Regions from separate parts of the Homo sapiens genome. Here region 2 is linked to region 1. A link is an interaction called in ENCODE POLR2A ChIA-PET data of the cell type or tissue named here. Cell type or tissue: GM12878. All regions are shown on one strand. Links, peaks and the distances in the headings refer to the core of each region. The heading gives the core; the rest is flanking DNA.

What was found. Peaks named below come from ENCODE experiments on the same cell type or tissue, not always from the same donor. Only the 100,000 strongest peaks of a DNase experiment are listed, where the experiment ranks them.
Region 2: POLR2A ChIA-PET joins it to region 1 with 5 read pairs; 3 of 35 experiments call an interaction of 5 or more read pairs at or near these places.

The regions. Positions count from the first base shown.
Region 1 is chr6:105,451,404-105,455,798 of GRCh38, forward strand. No RefSeq gene overlaps it. Among named protein-coding and RNA genes, the nearest start is that of PREP, 51 kb to the left of the region's middle. In GM12878, for the core only: a CTCF peak has its summit at 1,167 (motif pointing right); a DNase peak (open chromatin) is centred at 2,118; H3K27ac peaks cover 1,607 bases.
Region 2 is chr6:106,095,375-106,099,769 of GRCh38, forward strand. It overlaps PRDM1 (PR/SET domain 1), which reads left to right. Exons shown (of 7, transcript NM_001198.4): 3 at 241-360; 4 at 3,926-4,178. Among named protein-coding and RNA genes, the nearest start is that of PRDM1, 11 kb to the left of the region's middle. RefSeq lists an enhancer at 2,794-3,993. In GM12878, for the core only: no CTCF peak of the experiment used is centred there; DNase peaks (open chromatin) are centred at 2,319, 2,557 and 3,517; H3K4me3 peaks cover 2,312 bases; H3K27ac peaks cover 2,459 bases.

The DNA of each region.
Region 1 (4,395 bases), core at 268-4,267:
TGGAGCATGAGTGGATCTGAGCATGCAAGAGGCAGATGATGCCGATGCTGGTCCGTATTCCCTTAGTACTGTTTTCTTGCACTCAGCCAGATTTCCAACTGGCAACATCTGTGACTCCACTTAAAAGCTTTCTTTGGCCATCAGAGCCGACTCTGTCCATGCATAGAGCAGGCCAGAAGTGCCAAGGAATTAACTCTTTCTGGGAATCACCCCCAACCAATGACTGGGGGAGTCCTGTAGAGATACCCCAGTTCCCTTGGCCCTTGATTGGGGTAACTCTGTGGTTAGGTCTCCATAGCCTCTTAGAGCTCCCCAGTGGGATTAAGCTCCAGTTGTCCAACTAGTAACTTGCTTGATAACACAAACTTTGCTCTCTTCCTTCCCAGGGAGCCTATTCCAGGTCCTTGGAACTCTGGAATTCTATGTCCAAATGGCCCTAAACCTGGTTTCAGGGCTTGCACAAGGCCTTCCCTTGGCTGTTCCTCCAAAGGTGGATAGCCACAGAAGTGTGCAGACCTGTAAGCCTGAGGGAAGACTGAGGAGTGGCTATCTGGGGAGGGAAGCATTGGATAGAGCGTGAACATGTGGATCAGTGTCCACATGCATGAATGGAGGACCCCTCTCTGTGTGGCACAATATCAGAAATGGAAGGAGAGAGGTAGTAGAGTACAAGTAGAATGTTCTGGTACAAAATTCCAAGGAATCCAAAAATTCTAAATTTAACCCAGGCCCCCAGGTCACTTAGGTAAATTTGTCGAGGCAGAAGGATAGAATCTGTTTTCTTTAGCAGTTTGTTAGCTTGCTTTATAACCTTTAACTATTTAGACATTTAGAATATGGCCCTCTATTTGCACTCTTTCACCAATTCCTGGCAGTAAGTATGTAATCAATGGCTGCATGCTAAGCTATAGATGCGAAGAGCAAAAAAGAGAATAACTCGCCTTTCAGACGAGTTATTCCTGAGGGCTATTCATGTATACTTTTAGTCACTCTCTATTCCAACACTTAAAGAAAACCACTAGAGACTCTGGACCACTACTGTCTTGATGAAAAGATAGAGGAGTCATTGGTGAGGATAAATCACTGCATCGTCTTTAATTTATTATTACTGCTTTTCACAAAAGTAGCTGGTAATTAGACCCATCTCTGTACCCTGTTCCAAAAGAGGGCAGCATTGCCACTAGCACATTCCTTCAGCTGTAAATGGCCAAGACCCTCTGCTGGAGTAAGAGTCATCCATTACTTTGGCACCTCCAGGCCAGATTCTTGTGATACATTCTATGTATGGAAAAGCAAGGCTTTACCAGCAGCATCAGCTCATACATGACACTCACGCTTGGCTCTCTTTGCTACTTGGAGCCATTTTGATATTATTTGCAACGTGGAATGGTTAGTCTGAGCCACACATTGTTTTTAGTAATTCCATAATGTGGGTAAAAGTACGTGTGTGTGTATACGTGATAGTGAATAGCAAAAAGCAAATATCCTCCTCCCGCACCCCACCTGTGGTATTGATATTTCCACTATGCTGGTAGGAGTGCAGGGGAAAATACCATTTAGATGTTCCTGGGATTGATATTAAGAATTTTCAGGATACCCCCAAACAACCACTTCAAAAGATGTGCACTTGGGTTCTCTTGCTCATATGAGGTCAAACTAATTGGATTACTTAAACACAGATAATGCAGAAGAGGAAGTTTGGCGGCTCATGATCAATTAAAACAGTTTCCTTCTCAATTTTTGATTTGGTTTGGGTTTCCTTTGCTTTGGACCTTGGCATTAGAACACACATAGAAACTGTGTCTTTATAATTCCCCTCAGGCTTTTCCTAGAGGTAAGCACTCTAACTGGGGATGGAGATTTTGGTTAATTTCTTAATTGGCTGTGTCCTGGTAATGGTTTTTGCAGGATAAAAGCTCTATTTGTATCTCAGTCATTATGGACAGTGAGTCAACTCAGGACTTTAAATGAGGTTTATTATCTTCAGAGATTAAGGCAGTATTTTCTGAGCAGATTTAACAAAAATGATCTTGCCTAATTAAAAGGCTTCACTGGGTAGTGTTCGTCAGAGAGCCCGGCTGCTGGCTGTTATTTCCTGTGTCAAACTTCCTCTTACCCCTCAAGTTTGTACATGAGACAGTTAGAGGGGCCGTGTCTCAGCTCTGCCACCCACGTCTCAGCCCACTCGCACTCGATTGGACAGAATGTTAAAGAAAACTCAGAACATAAATCTGGGTGGGGAGAGCTAAGAACTCTACATTATGTTCTGTCTCGTTTCTTTTTTTATAGCTCATCATAACCTATGCCTATTTTTCCCTTTGAATCTTTCATAGATTCCAGTCATAGGCCAGATTCAAGACTCAACCCCAATTATTGGGTATAAGAGACACAATAGGTATTCAATAAACATCGGTTGAATTGAATTAAATGGGATTGAAATTGGCCCCACTAAGACATAGATCTCTTAGGGGTTGTTTGGCTGCAAAAACCAGAAATCTAGATGACTAGCTAAAGCTAAACAAGAAAATTTACTGTAAGGATACATGGATTTCTTTATGAGAAAATGCAAAAGGAAGTGGAAACTTACCAGGAATGAAAGAGAATGCTGTTTATAATTGTAAGTGCTCTCATTTCTGAAGAATCGTTCTATTCTTCTCCCTCTCTCTCTCTTTCTCTCTCCCCTTTAAACTTTCTTGACTTAGTGTGCATGAGAGAAAATGGCATTCCAAACCCCACATAAACTCCTCTTTCAAATGCTTAGTATTTGTCAGCTATAGCCATTCTGTTCTCAACACATGGGTACTGGCTTTCTTTCAAGCTTTGACAGACATCATTGTCAAGCAGAATTTTTTCCACTGAGCTTGGATACTGCTTCACATTCTTTTTAATTCAGAGCTCCAGACAGCCATGACTAGTTGTTGAAATGGCCATCTCTGTTCTAATTCCTCTGTCAATGGGTAGTCCTTTAAATATTTTAAGATAGCTCTGGGGTCTTCTGTGAATATATAATTCTAAGGCTAATATCTCTAATTTCTTGAGTTCTATAACATGGTTTTGAACCTACATTTAAGTTGCAACAAAACCTCATTTAACTCATAGAAATTCAGTAATATTTGTGTTGCACCAAACAACAACAACAACAGTGAGGGAAGAATCCCCTATTCCTTTCCTCCCATTTACACTTGTAGGAGAGGAAAAACCTTTCTCTAATCTCCTAGATTCTGTAGCTGAGCCTGTGAATCAAGCAGACAAAAGACATATTAACAGGAGAAAAGCATACAAATTTTATTTGATGTAAATATTTTTATGTGGCATGAGGGGCTTCATAGGAAAGAAGCGAAAACCCCAAACAAGCAGTTAGACTCAGGGGTTATATACCATTTTAACAAAGGGCAAAAAATTTGTGGAGAAATGATAGGACAAAGGAAGGGTGTCCAAAAAGGTCCTAGGGGCAGTAATTTGTGGGAAAGTGACTAGAAAATATATGAGAGAAACTAATGGAAGATAAGGGTTATTTCAGTAAGGTTTGTTTGTGCAGACTTATCTCTGCACCATCTCCTCCCCAAGTCCTGTCTCTGATAAGAGTGTTCTCTTCTTCTTGGTATCAGAAGGGCAACTTTCTCATGGGAAATATGCCCTTCTTTTAAGCAGAAAGGGAAAGGGCATAGATCCTTTCTTGCAGCTGCTGTTTCTCAATTGTTTTCATCTCAAAATAGTATGCAAAAGTGGCGTAGTTTGAAGTGGCATTTTTCTCGTCCCTTTCACAATCACCTTTCCCACTGGATTCATGAACTAGAGAAAGGGTGATCCAGGGAAAGGGAACTCATAGAAAACATACACAGGAAAACAAAAGGAGTTAATTTATGCCTTTTGACCTTATGACCCAGGTCCTCGGTCATAAAATTGATTTAAGAAATGTTCAAAGAGGCCGGCGTGGTGGCTCACACCTGCAATCCCAGCTCTTTGGGAGACTGAGGCAGGTAGATCACTTGAGGCGAAGAGTTCAAGACAAGTCTGGCCAACATGGTGAAAACCTATCTCTATTAAACACACAAAAAATTAGCCAGGTGTGGTGGTGTGCGCCTGTAGTTCCAGCTGCTTGGGAGGCTGAGGCACGAGAATCACTTGAACCTGGGAGGTGAAGGTTGCAGTGAGCCGAGGTCGCACCAGTACACTCCAGCCTGGGCAACACAGCAAGACACTGTCTCAAAAAAAAATGTTCAAAGATAAAGTTGACTATACATAATTTTAGTGTGATGACTTTAGAATTTGTGGCCCACTTAAAATGAGATGCTGCTCTGTTTTCTTCTGAAGATGGTCCTACTTGCCCTCTCTCACTTAGAGAATAATCTCTATGGGTGGAAGCAGGACTCCCCATGTGGTCTCAGCAGCAGA
Region 2 (4,395 bases), core at 158-4,157, 640 kb after region 1:
AATCCCCTAGACTGTTTTAATGCTTGGTTGAGTATTTGCTTATGATCTCAGACTTTAAAAGATGGTCTCCCCCTATGGTGAAGCTTGTTAATTATGTAGGCATCATTAATGTCTGTTTACTTATCAAAATTTTATCATTGTTAGTTGTATTACTACTTGACAGTCCAATTTATTTAATTGAAAAGATTGGTTAACATTTTATAGTCAAAGTAATTGTTTCCTGTGTTTTTTCCTGTTTAGGTTATTGGAGTGATGAGTAAAGAATACATACCAAAGGGCACACGTTTTGGACCCCTAATAGGTGAAATCTACACCAATGACACAGTTCCTAAGAACGCCAACAGGAAATATTTTTGGAGGGTAAGTAAGGGAAATTTCTTCAGACCCATTAAATGTTAGGAAAAAATGGAGCTAAAAGAGCTGGGTGGCTCACCTTTCTCATCCTGTGCTGAGAAATGCTGGGGCTCACCCATAAGTATCCAGCATCCCCATGGACACAGGGAATTCTGAACAAATGTGATGAAACCGATGAAATGTCTGGCCTGTAGGTGGTTAGTGATGGAGATACGGGCTATATGTGAATCTTGATTTTTGCAATTCATTAGAGCTTTGTAATGAAAGGAAACAGTTTGTTGCTTGCTTTAAGGATAGGTTCATTTGCATTTCTCCGCAAGGAAGTAGTAATGAGTTACCAAGCCTTAGATTTCACCCCTTTTTGATTTCTTGCTGACTTAACTTTAATTGAATGGAAGAGTTATCACAAATGAATTATCTTTTTGGTTTTTTTTTTTTTGAGATGGAGTCTCACTCTGTCACCAGGCTGGAGTGCAATGGCATGATCTCGGCTCACTGCAACCTCCGCCTCCCAGGTTCAAGCAATTGTCCTGCCTCAGCCTCCCGAGTAGCTGGGACTAAGGTGCGCGCCACCATGCCCAGTTAATTTTTGTATTTTTAGTAGAGACGGGGTTCCACTATGTTGGCCATGATGGTCTCGATCTCTGGACCTCGTGATCCGCCCACCTTGGCCTCCCAAAGTGCTGGAATTACAGGCAAGAGCCACCGCGCCCAGCCAGGAATGACAAATGAATTACCTTATAAGTAAATGCCATTAAGGAAGGATAGCTGGAAGATGGGTTGAGGGGAATGGAGGACCACAGAACTAGTCCTATTTAAATACATGTGCATGGTAAAATGATTCCATTTGACAATAGGTTAATTATCTCATAGCATAAGGAAAATGCTTAACAGTCATATGCAAGATGATAAGCTTTCCTATAGCATCCAACCAAAAGATCTAGCCAGTACAATTTCCTTTGCTATATTAGGGTTAGAAAGGCCCCCAGAGGTGAACCAATTAGATGGAATCCTTGAATAAAACACTGGATTAGCAGTGAACAGAAAAAAGTCAGATTGCTTTCCTTCTTCCCATAGATGTCTCAGGGATATTTAGTTTCCTCAGAAGATAAAGAATTTAGTAAGCGTTTTTTTGTGCATACTTACATGAAATGTACATTATTTGAATTCTTTAAAAAGAAACAGCTGCATGATAACAAAAATTGTGTTATGCTTGCTTTAGCTGGTATTTTTGCCTAGAACGATTATATCGTTCGGACAAGAAGCTATTCCTAAGAAACAATATTTTTAATCCAGGAAGTTTTTCATTTTTAGAAATTTATCTTACTATTTCCCAAGCAAAAGAGGGTAGTTACAGATTCACTAAGAATCATGTGCTCACAATTTTTATTTAATAATTATTCCTCCTTAAAATATATTAATCACCTGACTTACAATGGTGGAACCATGAGTGCATTTTTGCCTTTATTGTCAATAACGTCTTCTCAGAAGTGAGCCACAAAGGTGCATAGTTCTTGGAGTTAAAGGTCTGAATTAAGACAATCCAGCATAAGTCTCATTAATGTGTGATTATTTTGAGAAAAGGCAAGAAGTACCTAAGAATCTCCCCCTCACTGTCCAGTTCCCTGTTTCATTTAAAGATTCACTGTAAGTAACTGAAAGGCTTTCCTTGGGAGGATTTATTTGAATCAGTCTTTCACATGCAAAGGATATTGTAGAACATCTCGTTTTTGCTGGCAGGAATATGAACATCTGTTGTGAGGAAAGAAAAAGTTTCATGCAAATTACACTGCCAAAGAAGGGATGTTCAAGTTGAGAAACCAGTGACATTTCTTGTAACTGTACTATGAATCAGCGCATTTTAATCTTCTAGATAATATATGGAAGTGCAGGAAGGTGGTAGGAAACGGTGTTCATTTTACATATGCGTTATTTTATTCTGTGTGAGTGACTTCATGGCACCGACATTGCTGTTTTTAAATGAGGATACAGTAAATTGCAGTCCGAGGAAGGCTAACTGGAATCAACATACCCGTAGCTTTAGAAAGCAGTTTCCGCACCAGCGAAGAGTACAAGAGCGATGGAACCCCATGTTCCTGGAAGTTTGCACATCAGAGTAAACAAACTTGAAAACCCCTCTTGATAGCAGAATTCACCCAGCCTTGTTCCATTTTCTCTTAACAAAACACACCGCAAAAGCTCTCACAAGCTGCTTTGATGAAGCCACATGTATTTCCCCCTTCACAATTTACAGGAAGTTACTCTTAAAAGAAAGTGATTCTGGTGTTTACCGCCTGTGTTAAAGGGACAGAGTTCCTTTTTATTTCTGATAACGTTTGAGCGAAATACAGAAACTATCTGTAGACTAGCATAGTCGGTACGTGAGTAAGGAAAAGCAATAACCTGCTGTCCGGTGAGCACAAAATTCCTGCTACGAACAGTGCCTTACTGCTGCTTGGAGACTGCAAGTCGCAGATCACACTAGGTATTGACTGATTGTATAAGGAAATTTCTTAAAGTCTAAAGTAAAGGTGGTACCTCCTAAAAAGAGGGGAAGAGAGAAAACTTTGTGTGGAAGGATAAGGAGTGTGTTTATAGTTTCAGTAAGAGTGTACGTTTTAATTTTTCTTCTTCCTCTGCCTCTTTGCCAAGTAGCCTGAGTGCATCTGTTATCCAGAAGTAGTATTACTCTAGGACAAACTTCAAATTCTTCATTCTGCGTTGCCTTTAAGGAACAACATACTTTCTTCCTGTTCTTTTTCCAAAAACACACGCCTATGGCTCTGTGTGTGGTGTTTTAGCCAGCCTCCTCCCAGATAAGGGGTTCCCTTCCCTCCTTTGCATTGAAAGGAAAGTGCAAGTCTGGACATGTTTATCAAGAGGAAAAGTGACTTCTCAGTAATAGACTGTCAAATTCGGGCTGCTGCCCGAGTGTTCGCTTTGTTATGGCAGGTGAAGTTCACCTTTGCCCCACCCAGTGTTTCCACAAAAAGGCAAGGTTCCAAGTATTCATATGAACAAGTGTTACTTTAGGACTTGGAGGGTTGGGGGTGGAGGATGTTTGCATAGTTGAAGCCTTGGGCGGGGGTGTAGGAAACGGCGAGTACAGAGGCCATAGAAAAAGCTAAGACTCAGTTTGACGTCGTCAGCCGGCTTGGTCTTCTACCCAGTGACTCAAAGCACTAAAAGTCAGCATAATCGGAACTGAAGTCAGTAGCATCGCCCATTTGCCATTCACTGCAGTAGCAAAAGTAGTACTCTGTGGTGGGTTAATCGGTTTGAGGCAGCTCCTTAAATGAACATTTGTGTTTCATTTTTCTGTTATTTTCCCGAACATGAAAAGACGATAAAACTGAAATGGAAAAGGTAACTGACAAAAGTGTGCCTTACCTGTTTCCGCCCTGATTTCTGCTGATTCAAGACTATTCTGGCTAAACTGATTGGATTCTTTTTCTAACTAGGCAGTAGGGGATCAGAAATCACACACGGTACCGGCTGTGTTTATTCTGAGAGGTGCTGGGGAGCTTTGGGTCTGACTTCCTTTTACATGCCTGTCTTCTCTTTTGGACAGATCTATTCCAGAGGGGAGCTTCACCACTTCATTGACGGCTTTAATGAAGAGAAAAGCAACTGGATGCGCTATGTGAATCCAGCACACTCTCCCCGGGAGCAAAACCTGGCTGCGTGTCAGAACGGGATGAACATCTACTTCTACACCATTAAGCCCATCCCTGCCAACCAGGAACTTCTTGTGTGGTATTGTCGGGACTTTGCAGAAAGGCTTCACTACCCTTATCCCGGAGAGCTGACAATGATGAATCTCAGTAAGTGGATTACAGAACAAAAAAATAAAAAATGCCAGTAATGTCGGTTCTGCCCCTTTGAACTAATAACATGTTGTTTAATTATACGGCTTTGTCATGTGTTGGATGAAGTAGGTGGCTTAAGCTAGGGACTAGGAAGAGGAAAAACATTTTTTGAGTCCCTATTAACTATTAGGAAACTTGATCATTTAAAAGTATATATATATATGAGGAGCTA